2 separate regions of the Mus musculus genome follow, and region 2 is linked to region 1. A link is a loop called in an ENCODE intact Hi-C map of the cell type or tissue named here. Cell type or tissue: gastrocnemius. All regions are shown on one strand. Each heading gives the region's core, and the rest is flanking DNA. Links, peaks and the distances in the headings are about the cores only.

What was found. Hi-C counts contacts between places; a loop is a spot of excess contacts. Peaks named below come from ENCODE experiments on the same cell type or tissue, not always from the same donor. Only the 100,000 strongest peaks of a DNase experiment are listed, where the experiment ranks them.
Region 2: it touches region 1 in a loop (2.2-fold over the local background); 1 of 42 quality-filtered maps calls a loop at or near these places.

The regions. Positions count from the first base shown.
Region 1 is chrX:10,319,394-10,330,332 of GRCm38, reverse strand. Otc (ornithine transcarbamylase) reads right to left here. Exons shown (of 10, transcript NM_008769.4): 10 at 9,309-10,490. The coding sequence ends at 10,431. Among named protein-coding and RNA genes, the nearest start is that of Otc, 73 kb to the right of the region's middle. In gastrocnemius, for the core only: no CTCF peak of the experiment used is centred there; no DNase peak of the experiment used is centred there.
Region 2 is chrX:10,228,775-10,236,774 of GRCm38, reverse strand. No RefSeq gene overlaps it. Among named protein-coding and RNA genes, the nearest start is that of Rpgr, 16 kb to the right of the region's middle. In gastrocnemius, for the core only: a CTCF peak has its summit at 3,557; a DNase peak (open chromatin) is centred at 3,581; H3K27ac peaks cover 1,897 bases.

The sequences.
Region 1 (10,939 bases), core at 1,568-9,567:
TCTGGGAAACCCCACGGGGGTGACATTAGCTGAAAAACCCCACAAAGGGGAAGGAGAACCTATGTGCCCCTGTTGAGGGATGGAGCCACCCACCTATCTCTAAAATTTTTACCCCAGGATTTTATAGTAGCCAAATCATTAGAATTACCAGAGGTTGGATAGCCCAGAGACCTCAGCTAAAACCAAACATAATGGGCCAAAAAAGTCAATGGAATACTACTCAGATATTAAAAACAATGACTTCATGAAATTTGTAGGCAAATGGATGGATCTAGAAAATATCAGCCTGAGTGAGGTAACTCAGTCACAAAAGAACACACATGGTATGTACTCACTGATAAGTGGATATTAGGCAAAGAACGTGGAATACCCACAATACAACTCACAGACCACATGAAGTTCAAGAGGAAGGAAGACCAAAGAGTAGATGCTTCAGTCCTACTTAGAAGGGAGAACAAAATAATCACGAGAAGTAGAGGGTGAGAGGGACTTGGGAGGAAGAGAGAGGGGAGGGGAAATAGAAGGAAAAATCAGGTATGGGAAGAGATGGAGGAGATGTACAGAGAGTCAGGAAATTGAACAGACGTGTGTATCAATGGGGAACTGAGGGTAGCAACCAGAAAGTCCCAGATGCCAGGAAAGCAAGAGCCTCCCAGGACCCTACGGGGATGATATTAGCTGAAATATCCCCAAAAGGGGAAGGAGAACCTATGTGCCCCTGTTGAGGGATGGGGCCACCCACCTATCTCTAAAATTTTAAGGCAGAATTACTCCTGTCTAAAGGAAATACAGAGACAAAGAGTTGAGCAGAGACTGAAAGAATGACCATCCAGAGACTGCCCCACCTGGGGATCCATCCCACATACAATCACCAAACCTAGATACTATTGCAGATGCCAAGAAGTGCTTGATGACAGGAGCCTGATATGGTTGTCTCCTGAGAGACTCTGCCAGCGCCTGATCAATATAGATGCGGATGCTTGCAGCCAACTACCAGACTAAGTACAGGGACCCCAATGGAGGAGTTAGGAGAAAGACTTAAGGAGCTAAAGGGACCATATCTGGCATAAATGGGAGGGAGATCTTAGGTCCTGTGAAGGCTTGATGCTTTAATGTAAAGGAATGCGGGGCAATGAGGTGGGAGTAGGTAGGTGTGTGTGGGAGCACCCTCATAGAAGCAGGGGAAGGGGGGAAGGGATAGGAGGTTTGCAGGGGGGAATCCGGGAAAGGGGATAACATTTGAAATGTAAATAAATAAAATATCCAATTAAATTTTAAAAAGTCAATGATTACTAATGCTATTTGTCCTAGTTAGGATTTTATTGCTGGGAACAGACAACATGACAAAGGCAACTCATAAGAACATTTTATTGGAGCCGGCTAACAGGTTCAGAGGTTCCTTCCATTATCATCAAGGCAGAAGCACGGCAGTTTTCAGGCTGATATGGTGCAGGAGGAGCTAAGAGTTCTACATCTTTTTCCAAAGGCAAAACAGAGAAGACTGCCTCCCATGTGATTAGGAGGATGGTCTCCTTGCCCACCCCCACAGTGACACACTACCTTCAACAAGATTATACCTACTCCAACAAGGCCACACCTCCAAATAGTGTTGCTCCCTGGGCCAAGCATAGTAAAACCATCGCAATATTCTGCTATCTTCATTGGGTGGAGCCTAGCGCAGTGGTCATCAGAGAGATTTCATCCAGCAGCTGATGGGAGCAGATGCATAGATCCACAACCAAACATTAGGAGGAGCTCAGGGAACTATGTAGAAGGAGAGGAAGGGGTGTAGGAGCCAGAGGGGTTGAGGACACCACAAGAATACAGCCCACCAAAAAAACAAAACAAAACAAAACAAAAACTCAAAACACAAACAACAACAACAGCAACAACAAAGCCGGTCAGTGGTGGCACACACCTTTAATCCCAGCACTTTGGAGGCAGAGGCAGGTGGATTTCTGAGTTCAAGGCCAGCCTGGTCTACAGCGTGAGTTCCAGGACAGCCAGGGCTACACAGAGAAACCCTGTCCCGAAAAACAAACAAACAAACAACCTCCCAAAATAAAAACAAACAAACAAAAACAACAAAAGAATACAGCCCACAGAATGAACTAACCAGGGCTCCTAGAGCCTTACAGAGACTGAAGTGGCAATCACAGACCCTGCATGGATCTGTGCTAGGTCCTCTGCATATATGGTATGGCCATGTAGCTTGGTGTACATGTGGTACTCCTAACAGTGGGAGTCCCCAAAAGAGTCTGACTCTTTTGCCTGCTTTTGGGACCTTTTACTCCTAGTGGGTAGCCTCATCCAGCCTTGATATATGTTCCTAATCTCATTGTAACTTGTTATGCCATGTTCGATTGATACCCCTCGGAAGCCTGCTCTTTTCTGAAGGGCAACAGATGATGAGTGGATCTGGAAGAGAGAGGAAGAGGGGAGGAGACTGATTGGAGTAGAGAGAGGTTAAACTATGGTGAGGATGTAATGCATGAGATAACATGTATATGAAATATCTGACATTAAATTGTTTTTCTGGGAGTTACTAAAATTTAATCACCAAAAAATCCAAAATTCTACTGAGGATTCTTTCTCAATATAGAAATCATTGCAGCACAATTATGTGTGGTTTTCTATTCCCAATGTCACAGTGGAAAAAGCCTAGAAGAAATAATTCTTTGGCTCGTTTTATTAATTAAATGGATAGGTGTACTGGCTAGTTCTGTGTCAACTTGACACAGCTGGAGTTATCACAGAGAAAGGAGCTACAGTTGAGGAAATGCCTCCATGAGATACAACTGTAAGGCATTTTCTCATTTAATGATCAAGGGGGAAAGGCCCCTTGTGGGTGGGACCATCTCTGGGCTGGTAGTCTTGGGTTCTATAAGAGAGCAGTCTGAGCAATCCAGGGGAAGCAAGCCAGTAAAGAACATCCCTCCATGGTCTCTGCATCAGCTCCTGCTTCCTGACCTGCTTGAGTTCCAGTCCTGACTCCCTTTGGTGATGAACAGCAGTATGGAAGTGTAAGCCAAATAAACCCTTTCCTCCCCAACTTGTTTCTTGGTCATGATGTTTGTGCAGGAATAGAAACCCTGGCTAAGACAGACAGGATTTCTTATATATGTCAGGACCCAAGGGTCACTGTTCAAGTTTTGTTAATTTTTGGAGTTGTAGTAGTTATATAAAGGGGAAGACAAGAAGGAAAGTGGAAAAAGAAGATAAAAATAGAATTGATAAAATTTAATGTCAAACTGTCTTCCTTCACTGTTTTATTTTAAACTTTCAAAGAAAAATGTTAGTTTTCTTTAAAAATTTTCAGATCTAACAATTTCTTTACAGTTTTGTTTGAAATAGAAATTAAATTATGTGGAACAGAAAGTTAGATAATTTTGAAGAAAAACTGACTACATTTTTAACTAAAAAAATTTACAAGTTATATCTGGTTTAGGAAGAATACTAGAGCATAAATTTGGTTCAGAAAAAGTAAATTATCCCATCACCATTGGAGATCATGTGGTACTTGGACTAATGATTTTGTGTATATATGCTCATGTGTGGGTATGAAATCCAAATGTCAACATCTGATTTCTTCCTCGGTTATTCTCTACATTATGTTTTTGGATGAGTGGACATACTAAACCTGGTGCTCCCCCACTGACTAGACTGACTGTCCAATGAACTCTGGGTATCAGCCTATTTCCATGCCCCATGCCACATTAGGGTTACAGGTACACAAACCACACCTAGCTTTTCAAACATGGAACCTTGGGATCAGAATTTTGTGTGTCAGGCACTTTACCAATTTAGCAATTAGCCTGGCCCCACTACTTTTAAAATAGTAGTTTGAAGGTGAGCCTTCATAGACCATATAGCACCTGCTGGTTGAATTGTTCCAATATTCCTTGCTAAAAGAAGATATTCCAGTAAACCTAATTCTCTTTGTCTCTTAAGTGCTTCCAATAAACTTCAATTGATGTGAAGGCCAATTTTGACATTTATAGGAAAGTTTGATATTTTTCATGATATTACAGAATATTGTTTTATTGTATCTTCATTGTATATCTTTTTATTTATTTATTTATTAAGAATTTTCATTTACATTTTCAATGCTATCCCAAAAGCCCCCATACTCTCCCCCCCCTCCCCTACGCACTCACTCCAACTTCTTGGCCCTGGCGTTGGCCTGTACTGAGGCATATAAAGTTTGCAGGACCAATGAAACTCTCTTTCCAATGATGGCCGACTAGGCCATCTTCTGCTACATATGCAGCTAGAAACATGAGCTCTGGGAGATACTGGTTAGTTCATATTGTTGTTCCACCTATAGGGTTGCAGATCCCTTTAGTTCCTTGGTTACTTTCTCTAGCTCCTCCATTAGGGGCCCTGTGATCCATCCAATAGCTAACTGTGTGCATCCACTTCTGTGTTTACTAGGCCTCTGCATAGCCTCACAAGAGACAGCTATATCAGGGTCCTTTCAGCAAAATCTTGCTGCTGTATGCAATGATGTCAGAATATGGAGGCTGATTATGGGATGGATCCCCAGGTATGGCAGTCTCTACATGGTCCATCCTTTTGTCTCAGCTCCAAACTTTGTCTCTGTAACTCCTTCCATGGGTGTTTTTTTTTTCCCAATTCTAAGAAGGGGCAAAGTGTCCACACTTTGGTCTTAGTTCTTCTTGAGTTTCATATGTTTTGCAGATTGTATCTTGTAGCTTGGGTATTATGAGTTTCTGGGCTAATATCCACTTATCAGTGAGTATATATGATTTGAGTTCTTTTGTGATTGGGTTACCTCACTCAGGATGATGACCTCCAGGTCCATCCATTTGCCTAGGAATTTCATAAATTCATTCTTTTTAATAGCTGAGTAGTACTCCATTGTATAAATGTACCACATTTTCTGTATCCATTCCTCTGTTGAGAGACATCTGGGTTATTTCCAGCTTCTAGCTATTATAACTAAGGCTGCTATGAACATAGTGGAGCATGTGTTTTTCTTACCAGTTGGAACATCTTCTGGATATATGCCCAGGAGAGGTATTGCTGGATCCTCCAGTAGTACTATGTCAAATTTCTGAGGAACTGCCAGACTGATTTCCAGAGTGGTTGTACAAGCTTACAATCCCACCAAAAATGGAAGAGTGTTCCTCTTTCTCCACATCCTCACAAGCATCTGCTGTCACATGAGTTTTTGATCTTAGCCATTCTGACTGGTATGAGGTAGAATCTCAGGGTTGCTTTGATTTGCATTTCCCTGATGATCAAGGATGCTGAACATTGTTTCAGGTGCTTCTCAGCCATTTGATATTCCTCAGGTGAGAATTCTTTGTTTAGCTCTGAACCCCATTTTTTAATGGGGTTATCTGATTTTCTGGACTCCACCTTCTTCAGTTCTTTGTATATATTGGATATTAGTCCCCTATATGATTTAGGATAGGTAAAGATCCTTTCCCAATCTGTTGGTGGCCTATTTTTCTTATTGACTGTGTCTTTCGCCTTATAAAAGCTTTGCAATTTTATGAGATCACTTTTCTTGATTCTTGATCTTACAGCACAAGCCATTGCTGTTCCATTCAGGAATTTTTCCCCTGTGCCCATATCTTCCTGGCTTTGCCCCACTTTCTCCTCTATAAATTTCCCTGTCTCTGGTTTTATGTGGAGTTCCTTGAACCACTTAGATTTGACCTTAGTACAAGGAGATAGGAATGGATCAATTCGCATTCTTCTACATGATAACTGCCATGATAAGACATGATAAAAGCTGTCTTTTTTCCACTGGATAGTTTTAGCTCCCTTGGCAAAGATCAAGTGACCATAGGTGTGTGGGTTCATTTCTGGGTCTTTGATTTCATTCCACTGGTCTACTTGTCTGTCGCTATACCAGTACTATGCAGTTTTTATCACAATTACTCTGTAGTAAAACTTTAGGTCAGGCATGGTGATTTCCCCAGAGGTTCTTTTATCATTGAGAAGAGTTTTTGCTATCCTAGGTTTTTGTTATTCCAGATGAATTTGCAGATTGCTCTTTCTAATTCGTTAAAGAATTTTGTTGGAATTTTGATGGGGATTGCATTGAATCTGTAGATTGCTTTTGGCAAGATAGCCATTTTTACTATATTGATCCTGCCAATCCATGAGCATGGGAGATCTTTCCATCTTGTGAGACCTTCTTTAATTTCTTTCTTCAGAGACTTGAAGTTCTTATCATACAGATCTTTCACTTCCTTAGTTAGAGTCACGCCAAGGTATTTTATATTATTTGTGACTATTGAGAGGGGTGTTGTTTCCATAATTTCTTTATCAGCCTGTTTATCCTTTGTGTAAAGAAAGGCCATTGACTTGTTTGATTTAATTTTATATCCAGCTACTTCACTGAAGCTGTTTATCATGTTTAGGAGTTCTCTGGTGGAATTTTTAGGATCACTTATATATACTATCATATGATCTGCAAAAAGTGATATTTTGACTTCGTCCTTTCCAATTTGTATCCCCCTGATCTCCTTTTGTTGTATAATTGCTCTGGTTAGGACTTCAAGTACAATGTTGAATAGGTAGGGAGAAAGTGGGCAGCCTTGTCTAGTCCCTGATTTTAGGGAATGCTTCCAGCTTCTCGCCATTTACTTTGATGTTGGCCACTGATTTGCTGTAGATTGCTTTTATCATGTTTAGGTATGGGCCTTGAATTCCTGTTCTTTCCAAGACTTTTTTCATGAATAGGTGCTGGATTTTGTCAAATGCTTTCTCCGCATCTAACAAGATGATCATGTTGTTTTTGTCTTTGAGTTAGTTTATATAGTTTTGTGACCAATTATATGGTCAATTTTGGAGAAGGTACCATGAGGTGCTGAGAAGAAGATATATCCTTTTGTTTTAGCATAAAATGTTCTGTAGATATCTGTTAAATCCATTTGTTTCATAATTTCTGGTGTTTCACTGTGCCCCTGTTTAGTTTCTGTTTCCACAATCTGTCCATTGATGAAAGTGGTGTGTTGCAGTCTCCCACTATTATTGTGTGAGGTGCAATGTGTGCTTTGAGCTTTAATAAAGTTTCTTTAATGAATGTGGTTGCCCTTGAATTTGGAGCACAGATAATCAGACTTGAGAGTTCCTCTTGGAGGATTTTACCTTTAATGAGTATGAAGTGTCTTTTTTGATAACTTTCAGTCGGAAGTCGATTTTATTCGATATTAGAATGGCTACTCCAGCTTGTTTCTTCAGATCATTTGCTTGGAAAATTGTTTTCCAGCCTTTCCCTCTGAGGTAGTGTCTGTCTTTTTCCCTGAGACGGGTTTCCTGTAAGCAGCAAAATGTTGGGTCCTTTTTGTATAGCCAGTCTGTTAGTCTATGTCTTTTTATTGGGGAATTGAGTCCATTGATATTAAGAGATATTTAGGAAAAGTAATTGTTGCTTCCTATTATTTTTGTTGTTAGAGTTGGCATTCTTTTCTTGTGGCTGTCTTCTTTTTGGTTTGTTGAAGGATTACTTTCTTGCTTTCTCTAGGGCTTGGTTTCTGTCCTTGTATTGTTTTTTTTTTTTTGTTTGTTTTTTCTGTTATTATCCTTTGAAGGGCTGGATTCGTGGAAAGATAATGTGTGGATTTGGTTTTGTCTTGGAATACTTTGGTTTCTCCATCTATGGTAAGTGAAAGTCTGGCTGGGTATAGTAGCCTGGGCTGGCATTTGTGTTCTCTTAGTGTCTGTAGAACATCTGTCCAGGATCTTCTGGCTTTCATAGTCTCTGGTGAAAAGTCTGGTGTAATTCTGATAGGCCTGCCTTTATATGTTACTTGACCCTTTTCCCTTACTGCTTTTAATATTCTATCTTTACTTAGTGCATTTGTTGTTCTGATTATTGTGTGTCAGGAGGAATTTCTTTTCTAGTCCAGTCTATTTGGAGTTCTGTAGGCTTCTTGTATGTTCATGGGCATCTCTTTCTTTAAGTTTGGGAAGTTTTCTTCTATTATTTTGTTGAAGATGTTTGCTGGCCCTTTAAGTTGAAAATCTTCATTCCCATCTACTCCTATTATCCGTATGTTTGGTCTTCTCATTGTGTCCTGGATGTCCTGTATGTTTTGAGTTAGGATCTTTTTCATTTTGCATTTTCTTTGATTGTTGTGGTGATGTTCTCTATGGAATCTTCTGCACCTGAGATTCTCTCTTCCATCTCTTATATTCTGTTGCTGATGCTTGCATCTATGCTTCCAGATTTCTTTCCTAGGGTTTCTACCTCCAGCGTTGCCTCACTTTGGGTTTTCTTTATTGTGTCTAATTTGCTCTTTAGGTCTAGTATGGTTTTGTTCATTTCCATCACCTGTTTGGATGTGTTTTCCTGTTTTTCTTTAAGGACTTCTACCTGTTTGGTTGTGTTTTTGTGTTTTCTTTAAGGACTTGTAACTCTTTAGCAGTGTGCTCCTGTATTTCTTTAAGTGAGTTATTAAGGTCCTTCTTGATGTCCTCTACCATCATCATGAGATATGCTTTTAAATCCGGGTCTAGTTTTTAGGGTGTGTTGGGGTTCCCACGACTGGGTGAGGTGGGAGTGCTGCGTTCTGATGATGGTGAGTGGTCTTGATTTCTGTTAGTAGGATTCTTAAGTTTGCCTTTCGCCATCTGGTAATCTCTGAAGCTAGCTGTCATAGCTGTCTCTGGTTAGAGCTTGTTCCTCAGGTGACTCTGTTAGCCTCTATCAGCAGACCTGGGAGGCTAGATCTCTCCTTAGTTTCAGTGGTCAGAGTATTCTCTGCAGGCAATCTCTCCTCTTACAGGGAAGGTGCACAGATATCTGACATTCAGACCTGCCTCCTGGCAGAAGATGAAGGCCTGAAACAGGACCTGTCCCACAAGCTGTCACAGAAGCTGTTAGCTTCTGTAGTCCACACTCTCACCTATGCAGACTAGTCTTGGAGGGATCTGGGAACCAAGATCCCTTCCCCAGGTGCTCTGGCAAAGCCCTCCCGGGCAGGGCGGACACCTCTCCTCTGGCAGGGAAGGTGCCAGGATGTCTGGAGCCCGAAACGGGGTCTGCCTCAGAAGCTGTCCTTTAGGGACCTTGGGGGTGTCCACCGACTCTGCACCCAGGTGACCTGGTGCTGGTGCCGACTGGAAGGGATTTGGATCCTGGTCAGGCTGGGTTTTCTGCTTCCTTAGTACTGTCTCAGGTCCTGCGCAATTGGATTGGAACAGAAGTTGTGTTCCACTCACCAGTGGTCCATAAATCTAGTGGAGAGTCCTCTAGGGAACCTTGGGGGTGTCCGCCGACTCTGTGCCCATGGTGACCCAGTACTGGCACCAACTGGAAGGACTATATCTATTTTTTTTATTCATCGCTTGCTTACTCATTTAAGTCATCAATGTCTGTTAAAGAATATCAGTCAACCAGACTGAAAACATTTTTTTTAAAATAGGGGTGGAACATGAAGTAAATTACATTATTTGGTCCAGATAAAATGTGTTATTTTAAGAACAACCTCCTATATTATTTAAATTATCAACTAAAAATATTTATAATCATTTGATGATTTGATCACCCACAAAGGAGATCTATTCAAATTGTGATGAGAAAACGGCAAATGAAATGTTGGCAAATAGTAGATTTATGGAAATTGTCCATGTGTAGCATGAGTATATTTGTGATAAGCACAGATGTGAGAAATTAAATTGTTCCTAATGGAAAAATTGTAATTATGGACTATGTGAGTCTGTAATGGACACACATTCCTGGATGGGTACCCACAGCTCTACCATATCATATATTAACCAACCTTTCCAGTTACAACATGAACTAGTGGATACATAGATGTATACACTTGACAGACTCCAATATTTCCATAAATGATAAGAAAAATACTTCAGTATGGGCAAATTGTCCTTTTTAAAGAATTACATAATCTCTCTTTGACTGTCTGTCTTCCCTCATTGGCCTGAAAATTGTACTCATTTGCAGGATGTAAGTCATTTGATTTCTCCATTGGTCTTAAGGCCCATGAACTTACCAGCAGTTGACTGCCTGGCAAATGTTTATTTATAAATGAGCATGAATGATCCCTTATTAAGGTAATAAGCTTAGATTACATTTAATGACTTAGACATTGTAAGCAAAGTGTTTAATGTTTAGTGGAAGGAAATGTGTATGATAATTAATATGATACCCAAATGTCATTCAGAGGTTGTAAATTGAAGAGAGTGTTTAAACCAAGTCAAGCAGGATAATAAAATGCCAGGCACTTAAACTAAAAGCTTTAAGAAATTCTCATAATAGCAAAGCAATTACATAATCATACCATGCACTAGGGATGTGTTTACAATTTTAAATTCTTCTCTTTCCCACATAAACTGACTTATTCTATTGCTAAAGAACAGAGGGGTTTTTGTTGTTGTTGTTGTTATTGTTATTGTTTTGTTTTCTGTTTTTTTCCTTTTGACAGGCATCAAAACTTTGGCTTCTGGAGCACAGGTGAGTAGTCTGTCAGCAGGGATACCATGACAGCCTGGGATGACAAAAGAAAGAGAAACAAATGGATAAACATTAGCAACAGTCTGCCTTGGGAACTAAACCAAGAGAATTAGATTTCAGTTTTTCAGGCTTGGAATTTAAAATGTGTTTTCCCAAGGAAAGGATAAGGAAACAGGTCTCAACTAATACTTATTTTTGTTTAGATGAAGAAAGAGGGATTAGTCACACCCAAATATTTGCATGAACATCATGCTTATTTAAGACTCATTGCAGGTCAGAGACTTAAAGTGTGATACCATGGTGTTTACAATGAGTGGGTTTTCCAGTCAGTACTTGGAACATGGGTACTAGCTGCTTTTAGAACAATATAGTGCCCCCTAGCTCAGTTCCCCTCGTTTACTCTGTGCTTTTGCCATTTGGAACCTAGAGAAGTTTGAAAGAAGCCATATGTCAGTAATATATGTAAACTATTCAAGCTAATGA
Region 2 (8,000 bases), core at 1-8,000, 92 kb after region 1:
GGACTGGGCGAAAAGGAGTTTTTAATATGTAGCAGCAGACCCTCATACCCAGGTTCCATCCTGGGACTTACTGTATTATCTTCATGCTTCTCTATACCCCAGAGGGGAAAAAGCCAAGTTGTACAATACAGAGGACCCAGTGAATGCTCCCACCTCGGACTCTGAAACTTGGATCATTGAAAATGTTGTACTGTTGAGATGAGATGTAGTATTGTAAACAACGAGCAGTGCTGATTTTGTCAAGTTCTCAGCCTGGTCTTGTCTTGGCAAGCAAGACCAAGGTTCCTCTAGACTACACTAAGGCATCAATTGTATTCAGACCTGCTCTTCTCTTCCCTGTTTACTACTCTCACTCAGTCACTTCTCTTCAGAATTCCTGTTAATTTTGCTTTACCTTGTGTTTTCTTACTAAATCTTATTTCTTTCAAGAACTCTGACTGACTCAGAAATTGCTATCATAAACTAAGCTGCAGAAAACCTTGATAAAAATCAGAATTGGTTGACAGGCACTAACAGCCCTCTTCAGGAACATAGCTACAAACTAGCTTATCAGTTGCCAATAGTAACCTGCAATGCCCATCATGTATCCGATTCAGATAGAATACTATGAAGGGCCTGAGGAATTCAGTGACAGCTAATGAGGTAGCTGTTCTTTATAATAAATAGCTTTATAGTATAAAAAAGTTATTTGCCTCGGTTGAACTGAGATGGCCAAATAGAAATTCAGACTTTGATCCAGTGTGCTGATGAATTATAATATTGGTGACATTTCCAGTCCTGACAGATTTTAGAGGTGCATATTGGGGTATTATCTGATTTAATTTGAAAGCTGAGGCATTGACACAGAAATATATGAGAGGATTTTAGTAGGCCCTGTGAAGGCTGAATCCTTAATTCTCATCCAATCTCCCTTGCCAGATTAAGAAAGCTCTCCTACCTTGCCTGATGAAACTGTTGTTACCTTGCTTGAAGCTAGTATTTCACCTGGGAGTTGCCCTGCCATGTGAAGTGGGTTCTCTTCCCCACCTCACTTCCCTACCAGCTGTCAGATTTAACATGCCCCAGATGGGAAGAGGTACTAACAAAGTCAAAAGCCGAGGAAAGCCAACACATTTCTAGATTTCTATTTTTTTTTTTTTGAAAAAAAAAATCTCGAAAGTGTACATGGGAAAGTATGTGCACAGAGAAGTGTGTATGCTGAGAAGTACACATGGAGACTACGAGGATGCTTAGTCAAGGCTGAGAAACGCAATCTTAGATCAGTGTGGATCGAACACACCTCAAAATTCCTTGTAGACTGGGCAGGTATTCCAAATCCAGGTGTACAGAAGGCGAGGGATCCAGTGAGCAAAGCTTCCCACGGGGTATGTCCCTTAGAGGGAGAGAAGGGCTGAGCCACTTATCCATGCATCTTCATTTGTAGTGGTTAATGGTTCCAGAGAGGTAGGGATAGGGGAATAAATACATTTAAGGATTGGTGGCAAAAAGGTTTTCACAAGGATGGAAACAGACTTTCCTAAATTAAGACTGTTGATGGTCCTGTGAAGGTTCATTGGAAGACATACCAAATGGAGGAATCTTAAGGCTGCCTTATCTATTACTCTATATTTCTAAAATAAACTACTCTGACTCTTACAAATGTCACATTGCATTTTAAGTATGTAAACGTTTTAGAAATGTCTCATGTGCAAATTGTGGCTAAAAAAAAAAAAAGCCCTAAGATTATATTGAAAGTCATGTTCATCGAAGTTTAGAAGAAAGCAGCACTCCCAAGAGCTGAGTAAGCTTGCATATGTATTTCAACTGCCCACATTTTGAACTCTTAACCTAGATGTAACTTAGCCCTCCCTGCCTTATTGTATAAAGATCTAGAACGATAAAGGTGGAAGGGGCATTCTTGAGCACAGGAAATGGAGGAAGGAAGGAAATGAGAGAGACGATGTAAAATTGCAAATACAAACCCCAGCCCACTGCATTCCCAATTGTCTTGCTGCCATAGATTGATAAAGACTTCAGAGGTCATTTACTAGTGACAGCTTCCTTTTCAAGAAGGGACAGAACATTCTTTCTGGATTTCGTTTATTTACTGAGGCTTGAACCCAGCACCCATACATACCTAAGAAGTGCTTTTCCACTGAGTTGTAGCCCCATCCCTGAACTCATTTTTTTTTAATATCTAGAAATCTCGTTATATGAGATTTTAAAAAAATATGAATATTTAAAGAAGAAAGCACATGGGTTTCCACTAGGGCACTCTGTGGTGATTGATACTGTCTCTCTATTCCTCAGCAAAGATGAAGGCAGGGTGACTGACCTCACCCAAATGGATATTCTCACTCAGGATTTTGTTCTTGAGCAAAATGTAATGGGACAGTGACATTAGCAGTATGTTGAAAGCAATTGCCGCACCTGGCACTGGTGTCCTATCCAGTTTGGTCCTGCTACATTGCTGTTCTAGATCCCTGTCCTTTCTTTTTCTGAGCCTGGCCTTCTCATTTAATCTGGGTACATACAGTGCCTGTGAAACTCATGCACATGCCATAGATCAGTGACTTGTCATGCCTTCCAGCTTCTGGTTGGGGTTGGCCACTGGAGGGGTCATAGAAGGGGAATGGAAGAATAGAGTGGAGTGGAGCTACACATTCTAACTGATTCTTCCACTCTTTGCTTGACACCTTGGTTTGACCTATTCTTAATACAGATGCACTGTTTTCTTCAAGATTGCCCCACCTTGGATCTCTCCTTTTGGGTTCCAACCAATGCTCTCTTCCTTCATTGCTCTGGGCTACATGGCAGTAACAGCCCCACTGATAGTAGTCTGAGTTCTAGCACCATTGCTTTCTGTTTGTTCTAACCAACTTCAAAAGAAACTATTTCTAAGTAATTTTTTTTCAAAAATTATCTAAAATTGCTCATGTGAGTGCATCCTTTCTTGGTTAATATTGCCATAAAGAAACACAGCAGACAGCATCCTAGGAAGAGGACCAAGAAGGAACAAAACCTCAGAATTAATATGAAAGGTGAAATTTCAAGTAAATGGTTATAAATGAAAATGAATGTATCTGAGGGACCCTTTTGGGCAAAAGCCGTCAGTGGCCAAGAGGAGAGGAAGGGAGCAGAGAGAGTAATGAGGCATGAATATGGTCAAAGTGTATCATGTACTTGGATGAAAGCATCATTTATGAAACCTGTCATTTCACTGAATATATGTTAATAAAAACGCCACTCAAAAGCATAGTTGAAAATAGTTCAATTGACACTTAGAAGCTTTAAAAGCCTGATTTCCAGTCATAAATGACAATGACTAATAGCTAATACAAGAGGAGGTTTGTGTTCACAAACATACAGTTGGTCAACAGTTGGGACATTTATTTTGAAAAGTCTGACAGTCATTAGGTTCCCCCTCCCTGATCCTATGATGCTGCTTAAAAAGCACATAGGTTTTTCCAGATGTCTCCTCTCCAGTGTTCTTTGCTGTCTAAAAGAAAAGCTGTGCTGTATTTGGAATGATGCAGCATGAGAAAGCTATTAATCTGGCTCCATCTAGATGTGCCAAGTTTAACTGCAGGGCTGCCTCCATTTGATTATGAAAGCTTGTACAAGCCATGCGATTTTAGAAAACCAGGCCATGAGACCCAAGTAATGGGAATGAAAGACATGCAGCAAGGTAAGTAATATGTAAAGAGCTTGCTGAAAGCCAGGCACTGTACGAGATTTGTTCACACCCTCTCATTTGAAAGCACACAGTCTTGCAAATTAGAAGTTTGGATCCAGATTAAACAGATGTAGAATAAGAAGTAGTGAAGAAACAACTCACCTGGGATACTAAGGCAGAAAATAACAACAAAGCATGAATGGAAAGCTTGGCTTCTATCAGACTTGTTCTCTTATATGAGCATTGCAGGGAGGGACGACTCCCCTGGGAAGTGTTCAAGTCAGTCTACATTGGTTGAAGAAAGCAAATAATAGAACATTTAGCTATGCCTACTTACTGTCCTAGTTTTCTGTCCATTACTGTGATAAACACCATATGCAAAACCAATGTGGGGAGGAGCGGGTTGATTTGGCTTACTAATCCTGATAACACTTCATCACCCAGGGAAGTCAGGGCAAGAAGTTGGAGGCAGGAACTGAAGGAGAGACCATAGAGAAACTATGTTTACTGGCTTGCTCCCTCTGGCTTGCTCAACTTGCTTTTTTTTATATATATACTCGGGACTACCTGCCCAGGAATGGTGCCCCCCCCCATAATAATAAAATGCCCCCACAAGCTTGCCTGTAGTCTAATCTGATAGATGTGTTTTCCTAGCTGTGATTCCTCCTTCTTGGATGATTCAAGCTTGTGTCAAGTTGAAAAACAAAACAAAACAAAACAAAAAACAAAACACCTAACCAAAACCACAATTCTTCGCTTCTTCATGACAGTGTTTTAAGTGTCCATCAGCTTCACCTTCAACTTCAAATTATTCTTCAAAGTAACCTTGTTTTCTAAACTTTAAATAAAGTAATTCTATTTTCAAAACAGTGTTTAAATGGGAAGACTAAGTGTTTCCTACCCCAGTAGTTCTCAGCCTTCCTGATGCTGTGACCCTTTAACACAGTTCCTCATGTTGTAGTGACCCCCAACAGTAAGTTAATTTTATTGTTGTTACTGTTATGAATTTCAATGTAAATATCTGTGTTTTCCAATCCTCTTAGGTGACCCCTGTGAAAGGGTTATTTGACACCCCCTCCTCAGAGAGTCACAACCCACAGGTTGAGAACCACTGCTATATACCTACAGCTTTTTGTAATGTATCAGAACACATCTCATATTCCAGCAACCGTTTAAAATGAAGAGTCAAAACATTCTTAGCAATCAGAGCCCTGCTACGCTGTGTGACCTACTAAAAGACAGTTAATGTCTCATTTGGATGCATAAGTTATGCCTATAAGAAAATAATGCTCCAGGTACTGCAAAAATGGCACCGTTTTATTAGAGCATGGTGTAATGGAAGGGGTTCAGTGATCCATGTCTAATAAAACTAGGACTGAATCATGGGCCAATATTTTCTAATAGAATCACTTACAGATCACTAACCTCTAGAAAGTGATTTAATAGTTCCTAGGACATATTTATTAAGTCACGCCAGGTGGTGCAAGCCTGTAATCTCAGTTACTTGGGAGGCTGAGGTAGGAAGATTGCAAATTCAAGCCTTGCTTGGCTGACCTGGTTAGACATTGCCTCCCCCACCACACCCCCCATGAAAGGGAAAATGAAGGCTGTGGAGCAGCTCAGACACAGAGCGCTTTCCTAGTCTCCGTTCCAGGACCCAGCCTTCATTCCGGGGACCACAACCCCCTACTACAAAAAAGGGAAGAAAGAAAGAGAGAAAGAAAGAGAGAGAGAGAAAGAGAGAGAGAGAGAGAGAAAGAAAGAAAAGAAAGGGAAGGGAAGGGAAGGGAAGGGAAGGGAAGGGAAGGGAAGGGAAGGGAAGGGAAGGGAAGGGAAGGGAAGGGAAGGGAAGAGAAGAGAAGAGAAGAGAAGAGAAGAGAAGAGAAGAGAAGAGAAGAGAAGAGAAGAGAAGAGAAGAGAAGAGAAGAGAAGAGGAACTTGAACTATTTTGGTTTAGATATCTGTAATATTTTTCTACCAACAATATACTTTTAAATACATATTATTAAAAAGATTATTTGCTAACAAAGACATTTTGTTTAAAAAAAATGTTGTCTCTCCATCCCATGATCTTTTTTCCCATCCTCTTTGTGTCGCCTGTGCCTAGCAGCATCCTTTCTACTTTTTTGTCTCATGTGACCTTTTACACCCTTGTCCCTAATTCCAGATACTTGTTGCCCCTGCTTGGTCTATTTAGTTTCAGATACTGTGCCATTCTCACTGCTCCTTATTTAAAGACATGCACATATTAAAAGTCAACATCTCCATCTGAGAAAATGTGAGCCACATGTCATCGTGACACTGAATCACCTCACATATCATAATATTTATAATTAGATTAATTTACCTGAAAATGTCATAATTTTGTTTTCTTGACAGCTGAGAGGGAGTTATGCTAAAGAAGTAATTATGCTCAGTACACATTATAAAGATTTTTAAAAACTATAATTTTATTGTCAAATTTTGTTTTGGAAAGGTCAGAAAAGTTAGATTCACTAGCCCTAATCCTGATGCAGAGAATCATTTCTCTTCTTTTGTTTTTTAAGACAGGATCTCACTGTGTAGCCCTGGCTGGCCTGGAACTCATTATGTAGGCCAGGCTGCCCTTGAACCCACAGAGATCCACCTGCCCTTGTCTCCCTAGTGCTGGAATTAACGGCATGCATCACTATACCTAGTTTGCCAACTTAAAAGGCAACCCCCCTCCCCCTCCAAATCCCCCCCCCCCAAAAAAAAACCAATCACCTTCATTGTTTGGTTTTTGAGACAAGGTTTCTCTGCATAACCCTGACTGTTTTGGAACTCTCTCTGTATCTGTAGATCGTGCTGGCCTCCACCTTGCAGATCCACCTACTGATGCCTCCCTAGTGCTAAGACTGGCCGTGAGCCATGCTGGGCTGGGTTGGGTTACATTGCTTGCTGAGATTTATTGCCGATTTGCAACTGAGCAAATAAGCATTCAAGAAAAGTACAAGGCCAGGAAACCTGTAACAAAATAGACTCCTCAGCGTACATCCAAAGGCACAGTAGTGATGCAGTTTATTTGAAATAGAATTAAATCTTGGGTATGTGAATACAAAAGAAAGGTGTTTAGAACTTTTTAAAATATGAAATGGGAGACTCTTAAAGACTGTTAGGCAGGGAAATACATGACTTAGTTTCTATCTTAAAATATCTGTCTGGCTTCTCTGTAATCATAAAAGAATATGAATTTGGAAGAAAAAGTTTTTTAAAAGGTAATACAATAATCCAGATTCTACCTTACCATTTCATAATTTTTTATTTATATAGATATTTTTATATTATTATTATTGTTGTTGTTGTTGTTATTCACTTCATATCCTGCTCACTGCCCCCTCCTGGTTACTCCCTCCCACATTCCTTCTCCCCTTCTCCCTTCTCCTCTGAGCAGATGTGGGGGGCCCCTGGGTATCTCTCCACCCTGGCACTTCAAGTCTCTGTGAGGCTAGGTGCTTTCTCTCTCACTGAGGGCAGACAAGGCAGCCCAGTTAGAACGTATGCCATGTATAGGCAACAACTTTTGGGATAATCCCCATTCCAGGTGTTCAGGACTCACATGAAGACCAAGCTGCACATCTGCTACATATATGCGAGCTGGGAGGGAGGCTTCTGTGATGCCACCAAAATTGGACCCTCACTGGGACTCCCCTGAGTCATTCTGTTGCTGCACAATGTCACGGAGAGTCTGCAGCTTTGGATCTGTAGCACTGGCCCTTTCAAGCACCCTAACATTTTGCAGATGATATTAATTTTAGGGTGAGCCAACTCAGATCCCTGGATCTTGGCCTGGGTGGCCATTGAGCTGGTCAGCCTTTGGGATCTCCCTTATTTGCACCACCACAGGGAGCTCTCCAACACTCCTCTGGCTAGGCCATCCAATGCCTTCATCAGCTTGCTCTGGAGGTCCTCCACATTCACACCTCCAGAGCAAGCTCCACTGTGCTGACCAGTCAAGGTGCAGTGTCCACTTTTGCAGTCCAAGTACTGCAGCCTGTGAGGGGCAGGGCTAGCTCTTCTGCTCTCACATCCTTGGGGGTGGCTCAGCTGCACCTTTGCCAACAGGGCCACCGTTTTGAGGTGTAAGGCCTGCTTTCCTGATTGCCACAGCCAGTGAGTAGGCAGGGCCAGCTCTTCTGTCCCCTGACATAGTAAAACATTTCAGATGCATATTAAAATATAGAGATTAACACATAGCCTTCTTTTTAATTAAAAAGTTAACAACATCTCACCATATTTGTTTTAGATCTCTCATCTTCAATTGTAGATATGCATCAAGTTTCACTGCTCAGTCTTCTTCTTGCCTTCTTATTCCAGAATGAATCGC